Regions from separate parts of the Homo sapiens genome. Here region 1 is linked to region 2. The links are chromatin contacts, found by Hi-C or POLR2A ChIA-PET in ENCODE. All regions are on one chromosome and are shown on one strand. Each heading gives the region's core, a stretch centred on a gene start or an enhancer-like site at or near the end of the contact. The rest is flanking DNA. Distances are from core to core; before and after follow the strand shown.

Region 1 (5,959 bases), core at 1,861-4,360, 220 kb after region 2:
TTAGACGGGCATGGTGGCGTGTGCCTGTAATCCCAGCTACTTGGGAGGCTGAGGCAGAAGAACCTCTTGAACCCAGGAGGCGGAGGATGCAGTGAGCCAGGAGCGCGCCACTGTACTCCAGCCTGGCGACAGAGCGAGACTGCGTCTCAAAAAAAAAAAAAAAAAAATTCATATTGTTTCCTGACAGCAAGTGGAGTCAAAAGAACTTGCCTGGATTTGGGGGTGAGGTTGACAGATGTTTGTAGGGTGACCCTGAGGTTTCTGGCCAAGGAAACTATATGGTGAGGCCATTTATTGGGATAGTACATAGGCAAAAACTAGGAGAACTGGTTTCCCTGATTTGCGGAGGAGTAGGGAATTCACGGGACAACATGAAGATAATAAATAGAGTTTTAGGTGCTTGAGGATGCTCAGTCTGCAGTTTGAACTCAGTGGCAGGCCTGGGATGCAGATACGGACGTGGGAGTCCCAAACAGGCAGTGATGTGAAATTGCTCGGGCAAGATGGCAGGAATAACCTGGACCTTGGGAAGAGGACGGACGGTAGAGCCAAGACATGTTGACACAGTGTGTCCACCTTCGGTTTTTCAACAGGCCATTGTGAACAGGAAGAGAGAAATCTGTTAGGCACTGCTGCCCAACTTGACATGCTATTTCACATAAATGCTTCCCCAACTGCAAATCTGGGGTATAGCTGTTAATCGACCCCAGAAACAAAGAGAAAAGTGAATAATTCCCTGAGGTACCCAATGGAAGGTGCTACCAGGCTGTAAAGTAGCTTCAATGTTTCTAAAGCAGTGGTCTACAAGCCTGTGTATGAGAATCAGCTAGGGAGAGTTTTTGTTTGTTTGTTTTGTTTTTAAACCAGTTTCACCTACAGAGATCCTAATTCAATCAGTCTGTGGTGGGGCCCAAATGCTTTAATATTTTTTTTCCAGCTCCCAGGGGATGCTAACATGTATCCATGGTTTGGATCCATGTCCCCGCCAAATCTCATGTTGAAATGTGATCCCCAGTGTTGGAGGTGGGCCTGGTGGGAGGGGCTTGGATCACAGGGGTACCTCTCATGAATGGCTTGGTGCTGTTCCCTTGCTGATGAGTGAGTCCACGTGAGATCTGGTTTAAAACTATGGCACCTCTCTTGCTCCCACTCTGGCCATGTGTGATGCCTGCTCCTGCTCTGCCTTCTGCCATGATTGTAAACTCCCTGAGGCCTCCCCAAGTAGATGCTGGTGCCATGCTTCCTGTACAGCCTGCAGAACCATAGCCAGTTAAACCTGTTTTCTTTATAAATCACCCAGCCTCAGGTATTCCTTTACAGCAACACAGGAATGGCCTAACACCCCAGGTTTGAGCAACACTGTTCTATAGTTACATGCACATTATCTTATTACCATAGAGCAACTCAATTCAAGAATTCAAGAACGGCTGCCATGTTTTACAGAGGTATTGCTTTCAGTAGCAAATTATGGTGATTGGGGACTTACCCTAACATTATTGCCTTGTAGACAGTGTCCTAACACATGTTTCCAGACAAATCTTTAAGAAGGCTGCACCTTCACAGAGCTCACTGGCTATCTTCAGACACCAGGCAAAACATCCCCTTTGAGCAAAGGAGATATTACTCAGCTGAAGCTTGCAGAAAGCAGTACGATGGGGCCGGGCACCATGGCTCACGCCTGTAATCCCAGCACTTTGGGAGACCGAGGTGGGCAGATTACTTGAGGCCAGGAGTTCGAGACTTGCCTGGCCAACATGGTTGTATTAGGGTTCTCTAGAGGGATATAACTAATGGAATATATATATTATATATAATAATATATATATATACACACACACACATGCACATACATATATACACACATATGTATATATAAAGGGGAGTTTATTATTAACTCACATGATCATAAGGTCCCACAATAGGCCGTCTGCAGTCTGAGGAGCAAGGAGAGCCAGTCCGAGTTCCAAAACTGAAGAACTTGGAGCCTGATGTTCGAGGGCAGGAAGCATCCAGCACGGGAGAAAGATGGAGGCTGGGAGGCTAGGACAGTCTCTGTTTTCACATTTTTCTGCCTGCTTTGTATTCTAGCTGTGCTGGCAGCTGATTAGGTGGTGACCACCCAGATTAAGAGTGGGTCTGCCTCTCCCAGCCCACTGACTCAAATGTTAATCTCCTTTGGCAACACCCTCACAGACACGCCCAGGATCAATACTTTGTATCCTTCAATCCAATCAAATTGACATTCAGTAGTAACTATCAAAATGGTGAAACCCCATCTCTACTAAAAACACAAAAGTTAGCCATGGTAGTACATGCCTGTAGTCCCAGTTACTAGGGAGGCAGAGGCAGGAGAACTTCTTGAACCCAGGAGGCAGAGGTTTCAGTGAGCCAAGGTAGCGCCACTGCACTCCAGCCTGGGTGAAAGAGTAAGACTCTGTCTCAAAAAAACAAACAAACAAAAGTAATAGAATGGGGAAAAAGAGATGCCACTGTTTTGTCTACCATTTTCCTTAAAAAGTAGCTGAGAAGCAGCTGATATAGCCCCAAAATGACCATTGTCACACTAGAGCAACAAGATTAGGGAACTGTAAGATACTAGTAATAGTTCAGAGAAATAAACTGTTTTTGTAATTTACAACTTACAAAAACTTTGATATGTATTGTCTCACTTGAATTCAACTCACCCAGAGGTGAGGAGAGCAAATACCCCCAACCTCTTGCTAAAGCATCAGAAGTGAGTCACCTGTCTGTTGGTCAGAGCCAGGCCTGACACCCAGAGCTTCTTCTCCAAATCCTAGATTTTAATAATTAGCATGGTTTACTTATGCCTTAGACCCTCATTATGGAGTGCTGAATGCATACTGTAGACAGATAGCAGAGGGTGCCAGTGAGGTGAGATGGGGCAGCAGCATGCAGAGGTGGCTGCACACTGGGCCGAGTGTCAGGAGATGAGGCCCACCTCTGTGTGGTCACCCATTGCATATGTGGAAAGGTCAACACAACACTTGTGACTTCAGCCTTCAATTTCCTCTGCTGTGAGACCACCAAGCCTCTTTCAGGTTCTTCTATTCCTGCCCATCCTGTTAAGGTGCAAAAGCCTAGCAATGCGAGAATTATGAGCCACTTTGAAGGTACCAAAATACCAACCTGAAACAACTCACAATGGCTGCGAAGAATGGAAAAAACATTTGCCAGGTATTTTAGTGTATATTTACAATTACAGCTTTGAAAATCATTTTTTTTTTTTGGCGGGGAGGAGAAGACTTGCAATTTCTATTTCGCCTGGAGTTTAGCTGGCTTTCTCCCTGATCTATGAGAGCAACTGCCTTTCTCCTTGTCACTGCCTTCTCCTGTTTGAAGGACCATGACAACCATCATGCCCTTTTCAAGTTCTCTGTGATGTCATAAAAGTCCCCAAGACATAATTGCAACTTGCTTTAACTATGGTGTCAATGCAGCAAACAAGAAATCGTGGAATATCAATATGGTTGAAAAATCACCCCCCATTTCTAACTTTACTCATTTTTATGAGGTCCTCTAGGTCTAAACACCTGCATAAGCGATGTCTGTGAGAGGGTGAACACAAGAAATCACACTGAGTTTGTCATGCTTGTGGCCTACGTACCATTCTGTGGCTTTCTGGTTTCCTTCCTTTTTGGTTTTGGTTTCATTTTCTTGGGTGCGATGCCTCTTTGTTTTTGCATTTGTCTGTGCTAGTTTATCCTAAATAAAGTTCCAAATGCACAGGGTCACTATCACTTAAATGATGTTGTGTATCCCCTGGCAGAGCTTAGGGCACACACTTTCTTTTCTTTTCTTTTCTTTTTTTTTTTTTTGAGACGGAGCTTCGCTCTTGTTGCCCAGGCTGGAGTGCAGTGGCGTGATCTCGGCTCACCGCAACCTCTGCCTCCCGGGCTCAAGCAATTCTCCTGCCTCAGCCTCCCGAGTAGCTAGGATTACAGGCACCCACCACCACACCCAGCTAATTTTTGTATTTTTAGTGGAGACAGGGTTTCACCATGTTGCCCAGGCTGGTCTTGAACTCCTGACCTTAAGAGATCCACTCACCTCAGCCTCCCAAAGTGCTGGGATTACAGGCCTGAGCTGCCACGCCCAGCCTTATGTATTTCATTATACAGATTATTATGTATTCCATTTGTAAGTTCTGTCCTATGCATCCTTTATCAGGGACATTTATAATTTAAGTGCATTCATTTCCAGAGAGCTGGCTGTTTAAGCCGTGCACCACTGTTTCTAGCTGGGTGACCTCAATTACTTAACCACTAAGCCTCAACTTCAGTGCAAAACAAAGAAGAATAAACATTCCTTCCTTGAAAGATTTTGAGGATTGAATGCAATGATTGTTTCCAATACATTGTTTCCAGGTAGAGACTCCAGGAACCTCAGTCCCCTTCTCTCCACCCACCTCACCTTGGGGAGAGACCCAGTGGCAGATTCACCCCTGTGCACGCCCACCCCTACTTTCCCAGAGTGGCCCTGTGTGTCTGGACTAAACCGTTACAGGTGGGGAAAACTCACCACTAGGGGGCGGGAGCAAGATGCCTTTGATGGCTGTCGTCCTTCAGACCACGTAACTGATTTGGAATACTGTGACATATTCACCCTTCCACCCTCCGTGGGGAGAGAGAGGATAAATGTGTAAAGTCTGTGGCCACGGTGCTGCATTCAGAGAATCCCACTCTAGTGATCAGCGTTGGCATCCTGAGAAAATGAGAACCACTGAGCCCCAGTTAGGACAACTGTTAAAATGTGATAAAAATCTTCAGCCGACCCAGTTGCCCTTCTGCAAACCCACCTGCTTGTTGTCCTCGGCACACGGCATGCTGTGACTGCTGCTGGCTGCTTAATACATCGGGGCCCATCCAGGTGAGTCTCACCTAAGGAGGAGTCAGCAAAGCAGTCTTCTCCACCCCCATCTTCCTGCCAGATCTCTCAGGATCAGCGCTTACAGTTAATGTGCTACCCGACTTTCCCAGGTAACATGCATTAAATGAGGCTCTTCTAGAAACTGACGTTTTAAGGAGGTGATTCCATTGGCGGCAACCTTAGAGCCGCAAAGGACTGGGGTCAATGACAGCAGAGAGGTCTTCCGGGACTTCCTCCCTCGTCCCTCCTCATCTAGGTCTGGCCCTGGATTTTCCTGGAGGAGCAACTTCCTTATTCTTTTCAGGGGAGCTGACCAACGCCTTCTCCCTGGAGTCTTAGCCAGGTCTGCAAGGATGCCCCTGCCACTTACTGGTGAGATGTCCACTCCCGCGCAAAGGGCGTCTCACTCCTTAGGCCCCCAGGCTCCCATCTGGCTAGCTGTCCCACTGTCAAGGACTTGCTCAACTATTTTCCCCCTTAAAAGCCAAACAGGCAACACCACCACTTGAGAATGAAAATCATCAAAACCACTGTGATTAGTTCTTTGCCTGCATGGAATTCACAAATACTGATTTTGTTGACTGTAAACATAGCTGGCTTAATTTATTTCTGCCAGTTATGTCCCAACACCTCCATTAATGATTTTATTTTGATGAATAGTTTTATACATCTGGGAGGATTCTGGTCATTCTAATGATATCTTCTTGAAGCTCTTCCAAGATGGATCAATACTGACCATAAAACATCAGATTCTTGTTAAGTGCAGACATCCCTCTTTACCTGAAACACATCAAAATGTTATTTGGTGTTCTTGAACAAAACTACAGACAAAGGTGGATTTTTATAGATTTTAACCCTAGAGGAAATTCCTAGGTGTCTAGGTGGTGGGTCTCCAAATACAAGTCTGACAACTGCGTTGCAGACTGCCACCAAGGAAACAATGACAAAGACTTTTTTTTTTTTTTTTTTTTTTTTTTTTTTTTTTTTTGAGACAGGATCTGCTCTCTTACCCAGGTTGGAGTGCAGCAGTACCATCCTCCCACCTCAGCCTCTCAAGTAGTGGGGACTACAG
Region 2 (5,294 bases), core at 472-2,971:
GTCATTTCCTGGGTGGAGAGGATGATCTTACTCCCAATATCGCAGGGGGTGTACACACCCTTGTGAAAATCTTCCTATATTCAGAGGGAGAGAGGATGATATTACTCCCAGTACCGCAGGGGGTTTCCACAGCTCTGTGATACTCTTCCTAATATCCACAGGGAGAGAGGATGATATGACTCCCAATATCGCAGGGGGTGTACGCAACTCTGTGATATTGTTCCTAACATCCAGAGTGAAAGAGGATGATATGACTCTCAATATCGCAGAGGGTGTACACCCCTCCTGTAATATTGTTCTGAATACCCTGGGAGGGAGGGGATAAGGTTACGTTGAATAACGCAGGGAATGTACACACTCCCCCTCTGATACCCTTCCTAATGTCCAGGGGAAGAGAGGAAAACTTCACTCCCAATATCACAGAGGCAGTACACCCCACCTGTGATGTTGTTCCCAATATGCAAGGGGGGACAGGATGATACTACTCTCAATATCACAGGGCTGTTCACATCCCCAGTGACATTTTTTCCTAATATCTAGGGGACAGACAATTCTATGACCGCAAAGGTTGCAGAGTCTGTACATCCCTTCCTGATATTGTTCCTAATATCCAGGGGGGAAGAGGATGATATCAAATATGAAAGGGGGTGTACATCCCCCACCCCTACGATGTTGTTCTTAATAATCATGAGGGGAGACGATGATATTACTCCAAATATCGCAGGGATTGTTCACAACCCCCTGTGATATTGTTTCTGATATCCAGGGGGGGGAGAAAATCATATTACTGCCAATATTGTAGGTGGTGTATACCCCACCTGAAATATGGCACCGAATATCCAAAGAGGGAGAGGATGGTATTCATACCAATATCGAAGTGTGTGTACACGCCCCTTGTGATATGGTTTTTAATATCCAGTGGGCGGGAGGATGATATTAGTCCCAACATCCCAGAGGCTGTACACTACCCCTGTGATATTGTCCCTAACTTCCAGAGGGGAGAGGGTGGTATCACTCCCAGTATCTCAGAAGTTGTACATCCCCCGTGATATTGTTCGTCATATCCAGGCAGGCGCAGGATGACATTCCATTGAATTTCGCGACAGGCGTACACGCACAGTGTGATATTGTTCCTAATATCCAAGAAGGGAGAGGATGATATTACTCCCAATAAAGCAGTGGGTGTACATCACCCCTGTGTTATTGTCTCTAATGTCCGGGGCCGGGGGAGGGGGGCAGAGGATAATATTCCCTCAAATTTAGCAGGTGGTTTGACGCCCCTTGTGGTGTTGTTTTACATATCCAGCGGGAAAGACAATAGTACTGTTTTTGAAAGTCCGATTCATCCGCTCCACCTTTCCGGAACTCTGAGGCCGGTAGGCGGCATGCAGTTTCCATGTGATCCCCAATACCTTTGCCGTCTTCTGTACCAAGGCAGCCAAAAACACAGGCCCGTTGTCTGAGCCGATCCGTAAGGGCGGTCGAAATCTAGGAATCACATCTCGAAGAAGCACAGGGGTTACTTCATGAGCTTTCTCAGTTCATGTTGGATAGGCCTCCACCCACCCAGAGCAGGTACGCCCAAGAACTAGTACATACTTGTTACCTCCACACTTGGGCGTCTCTGTGAAGTCCACCTGGAGACCTTCAAAGGGGGCTGCTCCATAAGCTCGTATGCCGGGCGGAACGGCTGCACCTTGCCCCGCATCATGCTGTCGGCAGGTAACACACCGCTGCCTCACAGTTTTGGCAAGGGCTGACAAAGGCGAGATGTAGAAATACCGGCCTAACAACTTTTCCAGTGACTCCTGACCTCGATGGGTGGTTTCTTGCACAGCCAGTACAACTGCAGCTCCTAGCAGCTGTGGCACAGCTTCTCTCCCATGTGGTAACCGAATCCATCCTTCCTCCATCACTTGTCCTTCCCTCTACCTGGAGACAGTCCTTTTCTTCTTTAGAAGAAGCAGGTCCAAGATCAGGTGCTTGAGGGAGCACTGATGCCCAGAAGGGGGCAGATGCTGCTTTTCGAGCCTCTGAGTCAGCGCCGGAATTCCCCAAACCCAGCAAGGTGGAAGCTCGCTGGTGTCCTCTGCAATGCTTAACTGCCACCTTGTGGGGTCTCCATACTGCTTCTAATCATTGGAAGATTTCTTGTTGATATTTTCTGTCTTTTCCCCCAGAGTTCAATAGGCCCTTTTCTTTCTATCACGCTACATGCACTTGAAGGGTTAAAAAGACATACCGAGAATCAGTGTAAATGTTGACAGTCTCACCCTCACTGAGTTCTAAGGCCCGAATGAAAGCAATGAGTTCAGCTTTCTGGGCTGAAGTGGCCTGGGGCAATGATCTGGCTTCAACAACAGTGCCCAGGGTTATCACTGCATACCCTGCACCTCTCTCTCCTTGGGGGTTGAAGAAGCTGCTCCCATCCACATATCGTTCCCAGTCTACTGATGCCCAAGGCTGGTCCCGGAAGTCAGGTCTGCTAGAGTCAATTGAGTCCAACACTTCTACACAATCAGGCTCGACAGGGCTCTCTGATACCTGCAGCAAGGTGGCGGGGTGTAGGGTGTTACAAACTTCAATGGTTATATGGGGACTTTCACAGAGCAAAGTTTCGTCCTTGGTGAGTCTGGCTTTCGTTAGCCAATGATGTCCTTTAGTGTTCATTAAAGTCACCACAGCACGGGAGGCCTTTATGTTCAAGTTTTGCCCAAGAGTCAGCTTATTTGCTTCTTGTACTGGCAGGGCAGTTGCTGCCAAGGCCTTCCAACAGGGGGGCCATCCTTTAGAAACCCCGTCTAGTTGTTGAGAGAGGTAGGCCACCGGCCTCGGCCAGGGACCCACAGTTTAGGATCAAAGTCCAGCTGCCATCTTTTCTCTCTCTGATGCATACAATGGAAAAGGCTTTGTCAGATCGGGTAGCCCCAGGGCTGGGGCAGCCAGAAGTTTTTCCTTTAACTCATGAAAGACTTGCTGTTGTTGGGATCCGCATTCCAAAAGTTCCCGGTCCCCGCCCCCTTGGTAACCTCATACAAAGGCTGGCTAATTCTGCAAACTTTGGGATCCACAGTCTACAAAAGCCCACAGCTCCTAAGAATTCTCTTACCTACCTTCTGCCCTTAGGCTCCGCTAGATGGCAAATGATCTGCTTTCTTTCTGATCCCAGGTTGCGTTCCGACCCCTGTCGGATAGTCAATCCCAAGTAACCTACCTGCTGTCGGCAGATCTGAGCTTTCTTCTTGGACACCTTTTACCCACAGTCCTCCAGGTGCCGGTGTAGGGCATCTATTCCCTTGGCACACCCGACTGCCGTGGGGTGTCCCAGCAGAAGGTCATCAACCTACTGGAGCAACACGCAGCCTAGGTCTCTGCTGGGAAACTTCTGGAGGTCTCGAGCCCACGCGTCCCCGAGGATGGTGGGGAAGTTCTTGAACTCATGGGGGAGACCGGTCCAAGTGTACTGAGTAGTGACACCTGACTCCGGATCTGCCCACTGAAAGGCAAACAGCTTCTGCCTCTCAGGGGCTAATCTGATAGCAAAGAAAACGTCTTTCAGGTCCAAGCAGGTGAACCAGCTGTCCTCAGCTGGCGGCAACCCCAACAATGTGGACGGGTTAGGTACTGTTGGATGGAAAGTCAGTGTAGCTTGATGAAGCAAGCGCAAATCCTGTACCAGCTGGTAGTCCTTGGTCCGTGGCTTGGGAACAGGCAGGAGGGGAGTGTTCCATGGAGACTGACAAGGAACAATCATTCCAAAAGTTCTTAGGTGCTTGAGACGGACCTGGATACCTTGAAGGGCTTCTCTGGGGACCGGCTCCTGTTTTTGCCTCACCGGCTGGGCCCCAGTATTAACTGGCAAATCCCGGAGGGTTGTCTTCTGCCCGTACTCTTGGCCACCGCTTAGCCAGTGCTGGTCTTCTCTCTTGGCTCGGCTCCGTTCAGAAAAGTCTCCATTCCTCCTCTTGGGGGACCATAAGGGTCATAATGACTCCCGTTCTGGGTAATCTTAGCAACGAAGAGCCATGCTCTGTCAAACAGATAGTGGTTCTCAGCTTGCTGAGCAAGTCCCTTCGCGAAAAGGTCAAGGGACAGTCAGGCATGTACCAAAACTGATGAATGACTTTATGTCCTCCTACAGTACAAGTCCGAGGCGAGCAGAAAGCTTGCTTTGCGGAAACCCCCGTGGCTCCGATGACGTCAACAGTCTTTTTGGATAAGGGGGCGACCGGGGCAGTTACTAGCGAATGTTCAGCACCGCTATCTACAAGAAAGTCAATGTCTCCACCCCCGATTGTCATTCTGACCAGAGGCTCTTTGGGGACGCTTGAGCCCGGTCTCCCTCAGTCCAATAACCCTTCTGCCAGGTTGAGCAGGGCCCCTTCCTCCTTTTCCGGGGCCTCCTGCTCTGAGTCACCTTGTTTTCTTTTGAGCTCAGGGCATTTTTTCTTCCACTGTCCTATTTCTTTACAATGAGCACACTGGTTACGCTGCAAACTCTGACAGCCAAGCTGAGTTTCTTTCCCAGGGCCCCCCTTCCCTTGCCTCTTTGCGGGGGCCCCTCTGATTGCTGCAGCTGACAAACAGGTAGGCGTGTCGCCGGGCCTGACCTCCATTCTCTTTGCCGTTTTCCTTACGGCTTACTGCATCCCTGTTTACAAACACCTGGCTAGATATTTCTAGTAATTGGGATGGATTCATCCCTTCAAGCCCAGCCTGTTTGTCTAGTTTTCTTTTCATGTCTTCTGCACTTTGACGGACTAAAGCCATGTGAATCACGCGCTGATTTCAGGGCTATCGGGATCAAAGGGAGTATACCTACGATAGGCCTCCCACAGTCTCTCGTAGAATTGTGCTGGACTTTCTTCTTTTCCCTGAATGACCTCAGAGAGCTTGTTAACGTTTGTGGCCTTCTGAGCTCCCCTCATTAATCCTTCCAAGAGAGCTTCCTTGTGTCGGTTTAGCCTTTGCATATCCTCTCTTCCATGTGGGTCCAACTGGGGGTCGGTTCCTGGCAACTGGGTCCTTCCATACTCTTGGGGATTTTGATAATCAGCTGGTGCATGTTCCTCTAGCCACTTAGTTGCTGCTTGGAGGACTCTCCGCCTTTCTTCGCTGTTAAAGAGGAACATGAGCAACTGGTGCCAATCAGCCCAGGTGTGGTTTTGGGTCTGGATAACAGCTTGGAGCAAATCAATTAGGGCTTGTGGCTTTTGGGTAGAGGGCGGTGTATTGTTTTTCCAGTTGAGAAGGTCGACGCAGGTGAAGGGCTGGTACCCAAAAACACGCCTCTC

The links. Hi-C counts contacts between places; a loop is a spot of excess contacts on that map. ChIA-PET counts read pairs that join two places held with the same protein, here RNA polymerase II (POLR2A). Pooled maps may share reads with other maps.
Region 1: a pooled map shows a loop between it and region 2 (7-fold over the local background). The contact joins the promoter of FAM171A1-AS1 here to the enhancer-like site in region 2. A Hi-C loop is called at or near these places in 7 of 50 pooled maps. POLR2A ChIA-PET finds 5 or more read pairs at or near these places in 2 of 52 experiments (HEK293 and activated CD4-positive, alpha-beta T cell).

Annotation. Positions count from the first base shown.
Region 1 is chr10:15,205,477-15,211,435 of GRCh38, forward strand. FAM171A1-AS1 (FAM171A1 antisense RNA 1) reads left to right here and starts at 3,111. Exons shown (of 3, transcript XR_007062068.1): 1 at 3,111-3,195. It overlaps LOC105376434 (a long non-coding RNA gene), which reads right to left and starts at 1,924. Exons shown (of 4, transcript XR_930699.2): 1 at 1,900-1,924. It overlaps LOC107984211 (a long non-coding RNA gene), which reads right to left and starts at 5,861. Exons shown (of 3, transcript XR_001747379.2): 1 at 4,817-5,861; 2 at 4,540-4,722; 3 at 2,781-3,723. RefSeq lists a silencer at 4,590-4,639.
Region 2 is chr10:14,989,495-14,994,788 of GRCh38, forward strand. No RefSeq gene overlaps it. Among named protein-coding and RNA genes, the nearest start is that of MEIG1, 33 kb to the left of the region's middle. RefSeq lists enhancers at 2,162-2,693, 2,694-3,224. Within about 2 kb of position 1,722, at least 3 of the 41 ENCODE cell types and tissues checked have a DNase peak (open chromatin) inside an H3K27ac peak, as active enhancers do.